2 separate regions of the Mus musculus genome follow, and region 1 is linked to region 2. The links are chromatin loops, found by intact Hi-C in ENCODE. Cell type or tissue: heart. All regions are shown on one strand. Each heading gives the region's core, and the rest is flanking DNA. Links, peaks and the distances in the headings are about the cores only.

Region 1 (9,184 bases), core at 539-8,538, 70 kb after region 2:
AGGAGAATCTCTGGAAGTTTATAAGCCAGCGAGCCCAGTATACATAGAAGAAGAAAACAAAGACTGACTCAAAGTGGAAGTTGAGGACACACACCCAGGTCCTCAGACCACATACACATGTATGATGTACACACAGACGGATGGATGGACAGACACACTCTACTATTTTTAAGGTTTACTTACTTTTAAGTGCGGCAGTGTCTTGCCTGCCTGTGTGCATGTGTACCACGCGCATTTCTGGTACTTGCAGAAGAGGCATCGGATGCCCTAGAACTGAAGTTCCAGGCGGCTGTGAGCCACCGTGTGGGTGTGGGCAACCAAATCCCCCATGAGAGCAGCCAGTGCTCTTAACCTCTGAGACTTTTAACAGCTAGTTCCTTTCTATTTGGTTGCTGGGATCAAATACAAGGCCTGCACGTGCTAGTAAGAGGTTTAACCTCAGGCCTGAAGGCTTTGCAAAGCATAAAGTCCTTCATAGTGGTTTGGAATACTCAGTGCACGAGTCCCATACCCCAAGTTCTGTCTGAACCCTTTGCAGGATTTAGAGTAGACTTTGCCCTTCTGACACCTCACCCATCCCTTCTCTTTCCAAACTGCTCTGGAGACTGACTTTCTTGTGTCCAGCAACGCACGCTGTGGCACCATCCCAGCTCTGCATGGCTTTCCTTACAGCAAGGTTAGATTCTGTGCAGCACCGCCATCTGATGGGCGGGGCCACACTCTTCCCCTCTGTGCTCTTGTCCATGCGCAGCAGATAAATCTTGGGCTGGCTGAACTTGGAGGAGGGCTGAAATGGAATCCTCGACTTTGCCTTTAGCACCAGGACGTCCGTGAAGAGGATTGGATAGGAAATGCAAATGCAAGATTTTGTCCTGTGAGGCTTCCCTGGGCCACAGGCTTACACAGTTTTGCTGTCTAAAGTCATTTGAATCACATAGCTCTCCTAGACCAAAACAGCTCATTCTCCTGCTTCTCAGATTTGAACACTTTCTTCCAATGGCCAAGCCATCTCCTGTACTTTCACTTTGGTTCTTAATGGTGTCTGTGTTTTACACAGTCCCTTACAGAGCACTGGATATATAGAAAAAAAAAAATGTATCTTCATAAGGAGGCTTAAAATTATAAAGTCGCCATCCGAAAAAAAATTCTCGATTTATTCTTTTTTTGTTTGTTTGTTTGTTTTTCGAGACAGGGTTTCTCTATATAGCCCTGGCTGTCCTGGAACTCACTCTGTAGACCAGGCTGGCCTCAAACTCAGAAATCTGCCTGTCTCTGCCTCCCAAGTGCTGGGATTAAAAGTATGCACCACCACACCCGGCCTGGATTTATTCTTAATTCTGAATATATATATATGTAAATGATAACCTTCCATTTCCTATAACATATTTATTGAAGAATATTCACATCATTACTATTCATAACAAAGGACCTATTCAGAGACTGAGAGCTCATTTGAGGCAGCGACACATTTTAATTTTGCCAAGTTTTTTTTTTCTAAATGAGATAAAACCTATATTACAACCAAGTCTAGTTTCACAAGTCATTTCTTAAAGACTTTTTCTTTCATAGATTTACTTATTTATTATATGTAAGTACACTGTAGCTGTCTTCAGACACCCCAGAAGAGGGGAGTCAGATTTTGTTACGGATGGTTGTGAGCCACCTTGTGATTGCTGGGAATTGAACTCAGGACCTTCAGAAGAGCAGTCAGTGCTCTTAACCATTGAGCCATCTCTCCAGCCCTCACAAATCATTTCTTAAAGGAGAAATTAGTGTCTTGCACCTGGACCCCATACAACCAGGGCTTTTGCGACTTAAGGAAGTTTTTTCTAAAACTGGTGACTTTCAGAAATGAAATCACTTTCTGAAGCACTCTGCTTCATTTTGTCTGAAGAAGCCGAACTGTCTCTTGCTTCTCCTGAAAGCCTAGTAGAAGATGAGCTACACCAGCCTCCCATGTTCCCCACAGAGGGATACCTTAGCTCAAATGGGTCTGAGAAGCCCATCCTCACCTTCCAAAGGGAATGGAAGTCTATCTTCATGGCTTAAACATATTAACTTTTGTAGCAATATTTTAAGAACTTAAAATAATAAAATCACTTTGTGTAAGATAAAAGAAAATGAAAATGAGCCAAGAGGTGCTGCTGTTAGTGCCTCAAAGACACAACATAATCCAAGCATCCTGCAGACCAGAACAGAGCCATCTTCTAACAGAACGCTAAGTCACATGTGGACAGGTGAAAAGCTGCCTTGGTGGCACCTTTTATACCAGGCCTTACCTGGTCCAGTGAGGTCACACAGCTACAATTAGCTCTGAGTCAGCACTGCATTCCGACGCCCTCTCTAGGGTGAGCTCACCAATTTAAGTAGAACCTTGCTTGAGAAAGGCAGCATGTCAGGGTATGCCCGTCTTTGCATGGTGACGCAGTATTAATCCTTTATAATAAACAGTTCATACTTCACTGTGTCATGGATGCTTCTCCATCTTAACTCATTTCTTCCCAGAGAGGCTGGTACTACTGTGCCTTCAGTTTTAAAAGGTAGAGATGGTTGCTTATGTGACTTGTCAAGATCCCACAGGCAGTAGTAAGTGGTAGAGGCTCCAGTGTCCTTGTACCAAAATTAGTATTACTCCTGAGCAGTTTTAGTTTTAGGAGCAAGGCCTTGCTTAGATCTGGCTTTGCAAATATGCAGCAACAGACACAAACTTGACACAGAAGCCCCTCCAGACATTTCAGCACATGAAGTATTGTGGTATCAGAGAGTAATTGAAGGTGATATCTGGAGTGTGAAGCATCCTGTGGAGAAAAGAGCAAGGAGCAAGCGCCTGGTGGGAGGGAGGGAGAGGGAGGGAGGGCACAGTGGCCTGAAGGCCATCAGCATCCAGTCCCACAGGAGGCTCAAACAGAGCAGATGGAGAGGAACGCATCCTGTCAGCTATTAATAGATGCTGAAGAACCAAGGTGGTTAGAGGCCACAGGGTCATCACAAACTCCTCGGGAAAACTTCTTGCCATCTACTTATTCCAAATTAACCTTTCCCGTTTTTGAGGAGAGAAGGAAGAAGACTGAACACTAAAGGAAAAAGAGAAAAAAGCTCCTTATATACCATTCTGTCTACTTCACATTTATATATAAAGTATACAAGTGTGCCACTGAGAGTGTTATACTGTCCACGAGAATGTACTCACACCTAATTTCATCTATATTCACTTCAAAAGGTTTTGGGGAGAAAAATGAAGCAAAGTCTACAAAATTCAGGGTAACAGCTGTTAAGACTGTCCATGTAGTCACTGGAAGCAAGGTCTACCTCACACCTCCAAATTAAACCTACCCAGACAGTCCGACAGAATAGTTCAAGGTGGGACGTGGGGTTGAAACCAGCTTTCAGCATGGTCTGCACACAGGAGGCGCCTGGGGAGTTTTAAACCCACTACCACCACCTGGCTGCCACCTGCTTGATCCTCTTGACAATTGCCTGGGCACCATGGGGTTCTAGGTCCCAAGTGATTTTAACTTTTTTGCCAAAACTAAGAACCCCTGATCTGAAGTTATGGTGTTCTAGCAGGTGACCTCAGCAATAGTGCCAACAACATGACCTTCTGCCCAAGGAGTAAGCCTTATTCAAGTTAGCTGTGGGCTAACTTAGAACCTTGTATAGAAACAATCAGCTGGAATGCAGAAAGCAGGCGCCCCGGGCCTGTCTGTCCAGTCTGCCACACAGAAGTCTCAGGTCAGGAGCTTCCGAGAACCACCCATCCAGATTAAAATCTTGAGAAGCAGTCAAGCTTCCTGCAATAGGAATTCATCTGATTTATAAGTAAATAATTAGCTGGGCTGTGGTGGCGCACGCCTTTAATCCCAGCACTTGGGAGGCAGAGGCAGGCAGATTTCTGAGTTCGAGGCCAACCTGGTCTACAGATTGAGTTCCAGGATAGCCAGGGCTACAAAGAAAAACCCTGTCTCGGGAAGAAAAAGAAAAAAAAAGATAAATAATTATGCATTTCAGCGCTATCCCGCATGGTTTGGAGAAAGGGGGTTCTTGCTAGAATTTTACCTTGAAATTTGAACTTACCCTAGAGTCTAGCTTCTTTCTATATTCGATGTGGTGTCAGTGACCCCATTTTACAACACAGTACAGGATGGGTCTGATACCAGAAAGCCAACTTTAAAAAGGAGGTTTGGCTGGCAATTGTTAGAAAGCCACAGAATTTTAAGGTACCTCATACGGTAATGTTCTAAACTTAGACCCAGGATTTTATTAACAATCTTGCAAAGTGCAGTTCACAGATGGCATCTACTTGCAAGTTCCCACTCTTTCCTTCGGGTTGCTGTGCCCACCTGTACTGTCTGGTTAGTTCTGCCAACCCTGGGCTTTTTCTCAGGCAACTGGCTTTTCATATTAAGCTCGCACAAAGTTTCATTTTGGCCTTTCCATACGCATATTATACTGTCTTCATTCATCTCCAGGGCTTGTCCCCCTACCCACCCCCACGTTGCTGGTTCCCCCTCCCTAAATGCCCCAGCTCAGCTGGCATGCTACTCCACAGGAATTCAATTACTCCCCACCCCCTCTAGATTTCTTTGCATTCACTCTTGATCTCCTCCCCAGACAGTTTCTTAAAATAGAATCTCCTGTAGCCAAGGCTGGCCTTGAACTTCTGACCCTCCTGCACCCATCTTCCAAGCACTAGGACTACAGGGGTACATTTTCATCACACACACTATGAAGTCTAAATTCAATATAGTACAGAAAATATACTCGTCTGAGTCCTGCTTTTTTTGGGGTGGGGGTGGGGGTGGCGGTTTCGAGACAGGGTTTCTCTGTATAGCTCTGGCTGTCTTGGAACTCACTGTGTAGACCAGATTGGCCTTGAACTCAGAGACCCGCCTGCCTGTGCCTCCCAAATGCTGGGATTAAAGGTGTTGGCCACCATGCTTCACTGGGCCACAGTGAAGTTTCTTTATCCTTTCGCCTACTGATGGACGTCTAGGCCAGTTCCGTTTCTTAGCTATTTTAAACAGTGCAGCAATCAATGTGGCTCTCATAACTAGCTCTGTGGGAGCATCCAAGAGGAGGACATGCTGAATGTAGCTGACTTTGACTTATTTTTTTAAACTTAGTTATTTTCATGTTGTCAAAAACATACATATCTGCAAATTAGCATTGAAAGTCATTATCATGGGGTGCAGCTCAGTTCAGAGCATTTGCCTAACATGCAAAAGGTCCTCCCTGTATCTGATCCCTAGTAGCTCTAGAGAAAAAAAGAAAAAGGGTTGGAGAGATGGCTCAGTGAATAAGATGTCTGTGAGTCAGTGTGGGACCCCAGTTGAATCTCCAGTATCCATCTAGAAAGCCGGTGTGAATGCAGTATGAATGGGTGCATCTATTATTCCAGAGCTGTGAGGTGGAGACAGAAGGACTGGGGGCGAGGCTTGCCTCCTTAATCAATGAGTTTCTGTCTCAGGAATAGGCATAGAGTGATGAAGCAGTCCAGCCACATTAACACGCACAGGTGTATAAACCTTACACACTCATATATATGCCCGAATTATACACGCTATACTCTCAAACATACACATAAACAAGAAATAATGAAAAAGTAAAACTTGAAGTAACACCTAATTAAAAAATCTAATTTTTCAACTAGTTCTGAATTTAAATACATATTAAAGAGAATAATCCTTAACAGGAAAAAGCAGTGAAATGTCATTTAATTTACATTGCAAACAACTAAACATTATAAGGAAAATTATAAATAGTAATTTATAATAGTAAGGCGGTAGGAGGCACATTGCTGGGGAGTAGAGCCTTAAACTGGAGAACAAGTCTCACTGCAACAAGCACGAAGACCTGGTCCCTGACAGAGATAAAGAGTTCAGCGACAGACTACAGGCACTGAGAGCATTTCACAAACTGGAGATTAACACAAAGCATTCATCTTGATAACAGAGTGAGTCCCAAGAAATGGGATCACAAGACAAGATATACAACCAGTATTCCCAGCTTGCTTTCTTTTCATTTTTCTAGATCCAGGGTCTCACTAGCTGGCCTGGTACTTACTATGTAGACTCATGGAGACCATGAGGGGAGCCCGCCCTGCAGGCCAGCATCACCACGCCAGGCTATTTACAATATTCTAATACAAAAGCTCCTTGTCAGGTCTAGGGATGAGAGTACAGATGCCCCGGAGAGGAGAGAGAAGGGCACTGGCACGGGTCCTCTGTGTGAAAGTGCGTCGGCTCACAATCTCAGAGCACAGGCTGCACAGGAAGGAAGAAAGGCCTTGGGGATAAGAGAAAAGGAGATGAAGCCAAGATGGGCGTCAGACAGACTCTAGAGCTGGGAATATAGCTGGTGATCAAGAACTTGTCTGATATGGACCTGGCCCTGAGCTCAGTTCCCAGAATCACAGAACAGCAAGCCACCAAACAGAACCCTGGGTTCTGGGCTCAACATGACCTCATTTCAGAGACTGCATTAGCATCAAGCAAAAAATATCTCACTTTGAAGCAATTACAGCTTACTTAAAAAACTTAGTGGAGTGACTAAAATGAAAACCATCAAATCAACAAAATATACAAGGGCCGAAAAGGATGCAGAACAATCTCACAGGACGCTCACAGAAAAAGGTGTACAGCCACCCTAGAAGTGGCAACGTCTTACACAATCACATTGGAGACAACAATGTAAGTATCTGCCATAAATGAAACCAGTGACGTAAAAACCAACATACGAATATTTGCAACAGTTGTTTCTCCTACCCAAACCTAGGAGTGACTGGACGTCCTTAAGTTGGGGACAGGGAAGCACTAGGTGCTAGGGCAGGGAACTACCAATGCACATCACGGTGTGCTCAGATCTCAAATACATTAGGCTGTGGGGGCGGGGGGCGGCACCCCTGCAAAGGTTACATGGTATGCTTCCACTTAAGACTCTGGGAAAAGTCAAAGCAAAGATGGAAAATAGATCAGTGGGTGGGAAATGAGCCAGAGGGAGCTCTGGAAGACAAGACTCTAAGCCCTATCGACAGTGATGGTTATACATCTATAGCTACGTTGACAGTCTACTGAAACAACACATTTAAAAAACAATTAAAAACTCCTTTACTAGCCGGGCATGCCTTAAATCCCAACACTCGGGAGGCAGAGGCAGGCAGATTTCTGAGTTCGAGGCCAGCCTGGTCTACAAAGTGAGTTCCAGGACAGCCAGGGCTATACAGAGAAACCCTGTCTCAGAAAAAACAAAACAAAACAAAACAAAAAACAAAAAAACCAAAAACAAAAAACCCACCTCTACTTATTCGAGAATTTCTAATGTATTGATTTTTTTTTTCTGGCAACTTTTATGGAACGGTCTACTGGGCTATCTCATCTTTCCAATGCTCAATCTATTAATCATTATTATAAAGGATGTGCCCCCAACTCTTGGACCAACTGAAATTCCTCTGCTAGGAGAAACCAGTGGAAACCTCAATCCAAAGTAATGGCTTTAAAATATCATTTCAGTTTTGGAATGTTTGACCTTTTTGTCCCTCTTGGGCATCTCTCACTTCTCTGACTTGGCTGTCTGTCCCTCCTCCATTTTGAATGGTTGTCTATCCTGTCTGCAGTTTTTCTTTCTGATCTTTCCTGGAGTGGCCTTCAGACCTGACCTCGTGTCTGTTCCTGCAGGTTCACCAGTTAACTATCTGGCATCACTACTGACACTTTTCCACCTTTTCTTTTACTCAGTTGTACTCACTAATATGTTCGGGTCAAGCTTAAACTAATGAACCAATTAAAAGTGGATCGCCTTGTGTCTTCTTTTTACCTGTGATCCTCTGACATCTCAGAGTCCCAAACCGGCCTCCTTTTTTTATACCCACTGACAGGCCAGTGCCTACCTAGCTCTATCCAGGGACCTCAGAGTTAAGTCTGGAGACCAAACTCTCTCTCCTTTCTTCCTCCATCTGGTCTACACAGCTGCTCTGAAAAGAAGCTCTCCTTCCAGGTTCCAGAGCAAACCGGCACCTCCCGAACTCAAGCACAGCTGTCCCAAATGGGCAGGGTAGGAGGAAAAGGACCTCCCTAGGAGAGGGTGTGTTTGTGCTAATTGTGCAACCCAGCTCTTTAATTCTGATTAACAAAGCTTTATCAAGACAAGCCTTCCTGCTCCAACAATACTGTTCTAGCCTCTTGGCTTGACCTTTGGCCTCAACATATCCATCATGCCTAACTGATTTCCCTGAACACTCACTTTGAGCCTTTCACATTTGTCCTGTCAAGAAACTTTAGCTCCTCTCCTGTATGCCTTTATTTCCCCTCCTCCTCCCTCTGACCACACATCACTCCCTGTTGTTTGGCGGTTAAGTGCTAGCTGCAGCAGGTGCTCCGGGATGACCACAGCCAGAGTGGTCCATCCTTCCTCCACTGAACCCTCACGACCCGTACACATTGGCCTGTGGATTTCCTTACTAAACTCAAAGATCATATTCATCAACCTTCCAAACTCCGTCATTTTAATAACCCATGGAAAGTACACATTCTTGGTTAAATTAGTCTAAGCCTCGATGTCTTTAGTTCTTGTACTAACAAGACTTGAGTATGTTTTTTAAAGCTCTTCGAATAATTTGTTTTCAGGTATCATGACACAAGTGTGTGAATTCTTTAGAGACCATGCCAGTGTAAATTTGCGTTTCACACACATACCTAAGCTATGACAACAGCTGACTTCTCTTCAACTTACCAGTGGTTCTCAGGAGAGAACCACTGACTTAGCGAGATGTGAAGTTTGCCCCCTGAAGCAGCAGCAATTCTAGCTTCTAGGATCTGAATTTCAATAGGGAGGGGCTTACGTCACAGCATAAGCACAACCTGAGTGTCTACTTTCTATGCTTATTTGGGGACAACAGAGGCCCTTCTGGCTTAAATAAAGATCACTTTTTACTCTGGAAAATTTCATACAAGATACATGACCACAGTAAGAAAGTCTAAGTCTGGGCTGGAGAGATGGCTCAGTGGTTAAGAGCAGTGACTGCTCTTCTAGAGGTCCCAAGTTCCAATTCCCAGCACCCACATGGTGGCTCACAACCATCTGTAATAGGATCTGATGGCCTCTTCTGGTATATCTGAAGACAGTGACAGTGTACTCATATACATAAAATAAATAAATGTTAAAAAAAAGGGGGAGGGGGGGAGTCTAA
Region 2 (9,184 bases), core at 360-8,359:
ATCTTGTCTCAGTGATTATCAAATGACTCCATAAGGTTTGTGTTTTCATTTCTATTTAGGGGAGGAAGCTGGGGCTGGAGAGATGGCCCAGTATTTAAGAACAGTAACTGCCCTTGCAGAGGACCCGAGTCCAGTTCCCAGCAATCACATGCTGGCTCACAACCATGTATAGTCGGTTATGAAGCCCTCTTCTGTCATGTAGGCATATATGCAATTAGAGTACTCATATACATAAATATACAAATCTGAGAGAGGGGGTGGGGGAGGGAGGGGCATTGGGAGATTTTGCTTTTGCTTTGGTGGCAGGGACAGAGCCAAGCACTCCTAAACTCTACTTTTAGATTCTAGTCATCAGCATGGGGCTGCAGCTTTTAAATGACCTCCCACTTCTGAATGTAACTGTCGATATCGTACCTGGTTTGTTTCCTGAGTGGTTGCTAGTTTGTCCTGAAACTGTAGAAGTGGGGCGGCTGGGGGCAGTTCTCTTCTCTTGTACTTTATAGCCATCAGACGCTACAGAGAGACAGAAAGAGACAATTCATTAGTTCCTTAAAATGTATCCCCAAGCACTCAGAGGTTCAACGTTTACTGTGACCAGGTAGGAAGCTACAGTCAAAACTACAAAGTAGTAGTAGTTATGACTTCCAAGTTCGAGGAGGGCGCTGTTCAGCAGAGTGACTGGTCCTGCATTAGTGACTTGCTTCAGGGCCTAGTAGAGGGCTCTCCTCTTTCTGTCAGAGTTCACAGAAAACTAAGTCTTTTTGTTGTTCTGTATAGTAGGTACTGGGCTACCCTGGTGCTTACTATGTAGCTCAGGCTGCCTGTAAACTCAGAAAATTCTCCTGCCTGCGCTCCTGAGAACTGAGATTTTAGAAAACAGCCCTTGAGCCCAGCTCTTAGAAGGTTCAAACATTAGGAATTTTAAGGATTCCACAAATGGAACCAGTTGATCACCAAGAGGGAACTGGGATAAAAGAAGCAAGGGGGAAGGCTCTGGCCAGGCAGCAGGCTTCATAGTTCAGCACTGGGCGCTGGGCACTGGGCACTGCTCACGCCTGCTGGGCAGGCGGGCTAGTTAGCCACGCCCTCAGTGCAGCAGAGAATACCAGATGCAGGAAATTATCTGTTTATCCAGATAAACAAGTCCAGGCGTACAAAGTCATCACTGGCTTCTCTTTTTACTCCCTGCATCTAACTCATTAGTCTCTCTGTTCTGCCTTAAAAAGCACCAAGAGCACCACCTCTGGCCATCTCTCCTCCAAGTGCCTTTGACCTCCAGGTCTCCTTCACTCTGTTCACACATCCATGATCTCATGACAACACTTCAGACCAACCCCCTGCTCAAAACTCTGTAGCAACAGCTCCCATCACGCCCAGAGTAAAATCCAAGGTCTCTACCGTATTCTAGACAGGAGAGTGAGTTTAGGTCTTCATGGGGTTCCACTTCCCATTCATCTTTGTTCCAGGAGAACCAACTTCCTCCAGAGTCCATCCCAGACACTGAGCACGTACCCAAAGGCTCTTGTTACAGATGGCAGCTGGGGTCTCTGCTCAATTGTGACATCAGAGTCCTCCTGGGCTACTTATAAATGGTACTGTCCACCCTAACCCATCTTGCTTAACCGATAGTCCTTACCCTCGGGAATCTTAAGATCACTTCCTTTTCTTAGGTAGCAGGACAGGATATTATTATTCTTAATATTAATATTTAGAGAAGAGGGTTCCATTTGGTCACGGGGTGTGATGACAATCATGCCATGAAGACTATTTTTTTTTTGTTTTTTTGTTTTTTTTCGAGACAGGATTTCTCTGTGTAGCCCTGGCTGTCCTGGAACTCACTTTGTAGACCAGGCTGGCCTCAAACTCAGAAATCCTCCTGCCTCTGCCTCCCGAGTGCTGGGATTAAAGGCGTGCACCACCATGCCTGTCTATGAAGACTAACTTTAAAACAGCTTTCTAAGATGTATTTCCTCCCTCCCTCCGTCCCTATTTTCCTTCTTGATCTCCAAGACAAGGTCTTAGTATCTAGTTTTGGCTGGCCTGTGCTCACAGTACAAGCCAGGCTGACTTCTTACTCATAGCATAGCCCCTGCCTTAGTCTCCCAAGTTCTGACACCATAGGTGTGCACCACGACACTGGGGCAAGCAGTATGTACAAGGGGACTGCAGAGACCCAACGTTCGCCCTCAAATACTTATATTTTGTGACTATATTTCAACCACACCAGGAATTTGCTAGCGAGGATCACGCAACCTCTTTGCTTTAAGTAACAGGCTGATGTCTGGCTGGCGCTTTGTATACTGGGTTGTTTCTACCGACTTTCCTGGAAGAGTTTGTAAAGATTCAGGAACTCTGAATCATGAGTCAAAACAAGTATCTCTTAAAGAAAAATGAATCAGTAGAGAGGGCCGACGAGACGGCTCAGTGGTAGAGCACTTGCCTGGAGTATGGTAAGCTGGCACCTACACTCAGCACGGGTGGTGAGGAGGACTCAGTACACTGGGCAGGGCAGTAAATGAGAAGTTAAACAGGAGATGGCCTCGATTGTTGGCTTCTAACAGTACTTGGTACTTAAGGAAACTTTCCTCAAGTTGTCACTTTGCAGCTGGGAAAGGGTCATGTTGTATAGTGCATCCCACGGTGAACAATGTAGAGGTGGCTAAGTCAGGATGAGCGTAGGTGAACCAGGACAGGCCCTGGCACACTGGCCAGGGACAGCAGCAGATGTCAGGACATCTCCAGAACACTGTTCCACGTGCTTACTTCAAAATCATGTGGTCAGTGTTGCCGTGTAGCAGATGAAGCCCAGACCCAGGAGGGCTGACCTACAGTCTCATAACTAGAGGCAGCCCCTCAAAACACGCAAACTGGAGTGTCATTGGAACCTTTGTTGTCACTGTCACAGAGAGGCTCTTTCGTTAGGTTGCAAGTTAATCTCTCAAAAATGGCTCACAATATGTAAACACATGTGCCAAGGGCTTGGGAAGGCATGCATGGGCTTTTTATTTATTTATTTTTATTTAATTAATTTAATTTTTAATTTTACTGTTATCTCCAGCACATACCAAGTTAAGCTGTTTATGAAAGCCTATAAACTCTCTACTTTTATGTTACTGTCCTGAAGTTTTATTATGAGTGGAAATGGGCAGATTCCTAGGGCGGAAAACCCTCACTTTCTCTCATCTGCTGAGAGACAGCTAGTACCTCTCAGATGCAGGCAGTACTGTGAGGATGAACAGGGACAATGGCTGTGAACAGTCTACACAGGCTTGTCACACAGAAGCAGTTTGTTCAGGGCCCTTTCTGTCAGGCTAAGCCCTTCTGCAGTGTTCCGGGACTCCCATGTCAGAGGGGTTCAGAACCAGCAGGCCTGTGCCTGCTGTGTGAATCCTCTGCAGAAAAACTGAGGCCAAGTCTCAAGTTCCCGGCGGTAAAGAAAGCAAAGAAAGCAAAGAGAGGCCCAGAGCTGTGAGGAGTCCAAAATCCCGAGCGGAAGCCTCGCCGGGAGGAAGCCACTCAGTCACTGGCTTTCCCTCCCTCAGAGCTGTGCGGAGAGAAGACCTAGACAGACCAGCTTGGTAGCAGTGTTCCTGGTGAGCAAGCAACACATGCAGCAGAAGAGGAAAGCTTAAACTGCAATTAGAATCATTTGAAAAATAAATTATAATTTTTCATTTTAATAGCACAGGGAATTTCACCAAATAAGAACAACATGGGATGAAGAGTTAGCCCAGGAATAGTGTGCCTCACCTGCCATGCGTGAGGCCCTGGGTTTGGTTTCAGTGCCCTCCCACCAAAACAAACAAACAAACAAACAAACAAACAAACCAAAGCCAACAACCCTCGCCAAGCAACAAAAACAATAAAAACAGAAATTTATCTTCAGCTGGGCAGTGGTGGCGCTCAGCACTTGGAAGGCAGAGGCAGGCGGATTTCTGAGTTTGAGGCCAGCCTGGGCTACACAGAGAAACCCTGTCTGGAAAACCAAAAACATAACCAAAAAGAAAGGAAAAGAAATTTAATTTCAGCTTTTCAAAATTAAAAAAATTTAAACTCTTAGGAAATTTATAGCTAGGGCTACGTATACCATCTTTAAGTTTGTCAGTAGAAAAGAAACCATTTTAAATGAGTCAAGTGATGTTCCAATACTGTTTGCTTGAACCTTTTCCTTGTGTTCAAATAAGCCACACACCATGATGCTAAGTTTTTGCTAACCCTAAGAAACCCTGAGTGATCTTCCTGCTCCCTTAAAAGCTTCATTCCATTAGCGTCTAAATGAGCATCCTGGAATAAGGCCAAAGGGAAGCACACAGGCAAGATGCCTTGTGGACAGCCTTGGGACAGGCTCTCGGAGGCACTCAGAGCCAAAGTACGAATGCAGCCAGCACAAAGGCTGCCCTCTGCTAAAAACTGCACATCGCCAGACAAGCTGTGAATGAGCCTTTCACAGTCCACACAGCTGTAACTTCCCATGTCCTTGCAATGGTCTCTCTTCAGAGGTGCTGGGGTCCCCAGTGCTTTGACATTTGAGTATATGAGGGAGTGCTGTGTGATAGAACTGATCTCACTGAGCTGCTCATTTGTCAGAATTCGTATTCTACAGCACATTAACAAATGACCTGGAGAATGAACCTACGTTTCTTGTGCTTGTTAGCCAAGGTGAATTGAGACCCTTGAATGAAACTGGCTAGCTTTGAACTCACAATCCTCCTATATTAGTCTCCTTACTCCTGGGATTATAGCAGTAGAGCATTATGTATGGGCTCAGGGCTGGCTGGCAGCAAAAGCTTAGAACCCAGTTCCTTTCTGTATAGGCATCCCTGCCTGTCCATCATTTAGTTGGTGTCTGTGGGCATACAGCTTTGGTGCAATAACTGAGAACACATGACATCACTTTTTATCATAGGTGGAAATGAGCAGTTTCATGTTTGTCTGACAGTTTCAGTGTATGTGTTGAAAAAGTGAATGTAACCGACCAGACACCGCTATCCTCATTTACATGTAATGTTCCTCGTAGTTATTCATTCAACTATACAGTACCCTTGCAGGATTAACATTTTAGTCATAAATACTAACCCTCTAATTTTAGTTATGAAATTCGCATTATATGAAAAGGCAATTTCATAACACCTACTGCCTTGACCACTGCGAACGCTTCCTTCGTTTAACTTCTGAACCACAGTCATTCCGAGTTTGTGTAGCAACAATCAAAGGTTACAGGAGTGAGAACCAGATAAATACACATTTAGGAGTAGAAGATAAATCACACTTTACTCCTCCCAGCCCCTGTTTCTTCCTCCTTCAGCTTGTTCAGACAGTCCCTACTAAACCAGGTCACACAGGCTAGCTGTCAAGAGACAGCACCGTACACAGGTTGAGGGGCTGCCCTTGGAGCTGGCAGGGAAAACGAAGCCTAGGCTAACGTGGTGACAGGGTCCGGGGGAGCAAGCAACAGATGCAATACTGTGTGAATAGAACTTCTATTCTGCAGTAATTGCCAGCTCTGAGGCCTACTGCCTCTGTCTGCTAACCTGGCCTAGTCCTGGAAGCTTCTAGCCTCTGTACAATCTAATCTAGCCTAGACTGTTTTCAGCCTCTGAGACTTGCTGCTGAAAAACTCTCCCCTTCCTAGGTTCCTTCTGGGCTTACCAGACAACTCAGCTGGCTTCTCACTTGGCCTCTGAATTGTTCTGCTTGGGCTCAAACTAACTTTGGCAATGATTCTAATATTTCTTCTGGCTCCTTCTCATCCTCTGGCTTTTTCTGTCTTCTCCTGAGTCTAGCTAGTTCTCTTTTCAACTTGAGTAAAACGCTCTCAGTAAACTGCCACCCCTCTCTTTCCTTTTCTCTCTCTGTGCTCTCTTAAATAGCTTCCCTTTTCTCTTTCTTGGGGATACCCTATTCTGTCAAATCTTTCTTGGATTTGTCACTTTGTCATCCAGTTAGATGTCACTTTCAAAAACCGGTGCTTCCTTCTACAAACTAATTTTACCTTCATTGTTTGGGATGAAAGGTGTGTACTAAGGGCTCGTCTGAATTCCAGCCAGAGGATTGAAGGTGCTAAGGCTGAGCTACATCACAACTAGACACAGGTTCTTTTCAGTAAATAACAATCCTGGGTTTCAGATTTGGGCTGTTTTGGGGGATTTCAGGACATCTGCACATACATAGTTACATATCTGCGAGTTATGGTCCACATTTCAACATGAAATTATACATGTACATCTAGCCTGAAAGCAATTGAACATAGTTTTTCATGTACACCCATTTTGACTGAATCGTATCACCTGCAGCCAGATGTAGAATTTTCTAATTGTGGCATTAGCCAATGTTAAAACTCAGTATTTTATCAGACAAGACTCAAAACCAAACAGCCAAGCAAGGACTCACAGAGCCACTGTCCTAACACAAGGGAATATCACTTGGTCTGTGTGGGCGAAATCACGAGGTGATTCCGGTTTCAGCTGACAGCATGGGTAAGAACAGACAAGCCTTTCAGCCTCAGAATTTGTAAATCTTATCCTCTCCTGAAATAATTATCAAACTTGTTTCTGATAATTTGTTTTAAAACAGCCCAGGAAATTGCCACCGTAGTGAACATGAAGGGGAGCTTGTCTTAGAACATGTATGACCAGTGTATTTTGTGGGAACATTAAGAAGCCAACCACTAAGCTGTTTGGTTTACTGAAAGCACCCCCTTGGTTCATTTTACAGTCCCCTCACACAGAGCCAATAGGACTAAACTTTACACACTTTAAATTCAATCAAAAAAAAACTTTTACGGGGGAGTTGTTTGCTTGTTTGGTTGAGACAGGGTCTCATGTAGCGCAGGCTGGCCTTGAGCTAGGAAGGCAAGGACGACCTTGAACTTGGAATCTTCCTGCCGCCTTTTCTCAAGCACTTCCCAGTGCAGGGATCACAGGCATGCACTACCACACTACTCAGAAAAAGACTTTTAAAAAGGACTACTTTTTAAAATGTGTGTGTATATGTTTGTGTCTATGAACACGTGAGTGTAGGTGCCTGGAGTCCAGATGTGTGCTGGCTTCCCTAGAACATGTTAACTGGCAGTGGTGAGCCATCTGATACAAGTGCCAGGGAGTGAACCTGGATTCTCTGAAAGACAAGCACTAACCACTAAGCTGTCTTTTCCCAGCTCCCAGAAAAATGACTTTATCTTAAAATAAACAAGAAAAGGAAAACTTTTCTTCACTAAAGGACAATCCTCTAAATAGAAAATCGTATTTTCTACCTATTGTAGCATACACCAGGTTACAAGGCAAGCTGTCCCTCCTTTGATGGTGACTTAAGTCTCCAGCAACCGTTTGCAGTTATAGTGTTAGTGGCTACACACATTACCCTGTTTTAAGCTTAGCACAGTACAGACTGCACAAAGTGAAGGAAGTCTTAACAATGCAAATGGTTTCCAGTTTTCTTGAGAAATGGTAAATCAGAGGTTGTAATTACTACCCAGCTAATGTCAACAGCTGGGCAAAGTTATAAAATTAGATTTAATCAATTAAGCTCAGTCTGTAATTAGAAGCAACTAAATAACTTGGAAATGAGAAATTAGAGTTCAACTTCATTAGACTTTGCTTAATTAAAGTGAAGTGAAAGAGACTGTTTTTACTTCAGCATGAGAGTAAGTCACTTCATGGAGAAGTAACACAAATAGTGCAATGTTTACAGACATGCTTTGTAACTGCAAAAAAGGCTCCCACACTTAAGCGTGAAAGTTTAACCAAAGTGAGAAGTGTGTTACTCCCGAAACACCCTAAGTAAATAGTAGACGGAATCTAAGACGTTAGCTGGAAGAAACCGAGCAAAATCATTTTACTCCCGAGTATCAGCTGAAAGATAATCAGCGAGACTTGTTGCTCACTGTGAGCAATTGTTCCTCTTCTGCAGTCAGTCAGTAAAATACTCTAGAAATTCTTACCAAATTTCACAGAAATGTCACCAAGTGAGTTATGTACTGAAAGACATATTTTACCCCATTTCATGTCACTAAGCTTTGAACTTAAGTTGTGAAATTATAGGCCAGCCTATCCTGCACCTGCCACCTTGCTCTTCCCTCGAATCAGACCCTCAGACTCAGCATCTCCCCATTAGCCACATTAAATCTTTTTTGTTTTTTTTTACAGCAGCATCAGGTTCACGGAACGACTAAGCAGAAACCCCTTACCCATAGTCTGCGCTCCCACACTAAAGTGATACGTTTGCCGCAAACCTACAGGGGCATCACCAACATCACACGTCTATACTTCACATTAGGGCTCACTGTTGTCGGGACAGATTGACAGTCTTTGTAAATGTGTAATGATTTGAACTGACTATTGCAACAGCACGCAGAACCCATCCACTTACCACACTTCAGCTCCATTCCCTCATAAAATGGCTCCACACTATTCTTTTTTTTTTTTTTTGGCTCTACATTATTCTTAACACCACCACTTTTTCTTTGACTTTTACAACACTGCCGTCTTCCCAATACCACCTGACATTGTAAAATAATGTTTTGTATCGACTCTTTGAAGATACAAATGTTTTGTATTGATTCTCTGCGGATATCATAATGTTTTGTGTTGATTCTTTCAGGATATAACAGTGTTTTGTATTGATTCGTTGAGGCTATAAATCATGCAATGCTTTTGATTGTGTTCATCTTCTCCCAACTTTTCTGAGATCCATAAATCCCTACCCACTTACTTTCATAGTCAGTGCCTAACCCCGCTACCAGAGTCTTACTATGTAACCCAGGCTATCCTGGAATTTATATTGCTGGTTAAGGCCGAAATAACAGAAGAAACATTTGGTTATCTTCAGTTTTGATGCATAAGTGCCTCCTGGTCCCCTTTCCACCCCACTGGCCTACACTGTGCATTCTGTGACTTAAGCATTTCCACTTTCTACCAGAGTCAAAACCCCCAGTCAAGAGCATTGCCTTGGGTACTGAGCTGGATACATTCTGGGGCTCACTGAGGCTCCTATAGACACCTGCATGGAACTCTGTAATTGGATAACCTTGAGCTGCCAACACTCCCATTTCTACCTCCACATTCTGGGATTGCATGTACCTCCTACTGTGCTGGGTATCAGCGGGTATCCTTTTGAGACTTTCTGGAAGACAACAGGCCCAGGGTTCCGGGGCCAGAGAGAAGACACACTGACAGGCCTCCACTAC

The links. Peaks named below come from ENCODE experiments on the same cell type or tissue, not always from the same donor. Only the 100,000 strongest peaks of a DNase experiment are listed, where the experiment ranks them.
Region 1: a loop joins it to region 2, with 2.0 times the contacts of the local background. A loop is called at or near these places in 3 of 42 quality-filtered maps.

What each region holds. Positions count from the first base shown.
Region 1 is chr10:20,152,651-20,161,834 of GRCm38, reverse strand. It overlaps a transcript of Map7 not described here. Among named protein-coding and RNA genes, the nearest start is that of Map7, 14 kb to the left of the region's middle. In heart, for the core only: no CTCF peak of the experiment used is centred there; no DNase peak of the experiment used is centred there; H3K27ac peaks cover 541 bases.
Region 2 is chr10:20,222,113-20,231,296 of GRCm38, reverse strand. Map7 (microtubule-associated protein 7) reads right to left here. Exons shown (of 18, transcript NM_001358787.1): 2 at 415-513. Among named protein-coding and RNA genes, the nearest start is that of Rpl32l, 18 kb to the right of the region's middle. In heart, for the core only: no CTCF peak of the experiment used is centred there; no DNase peak of the experiment used is centred there.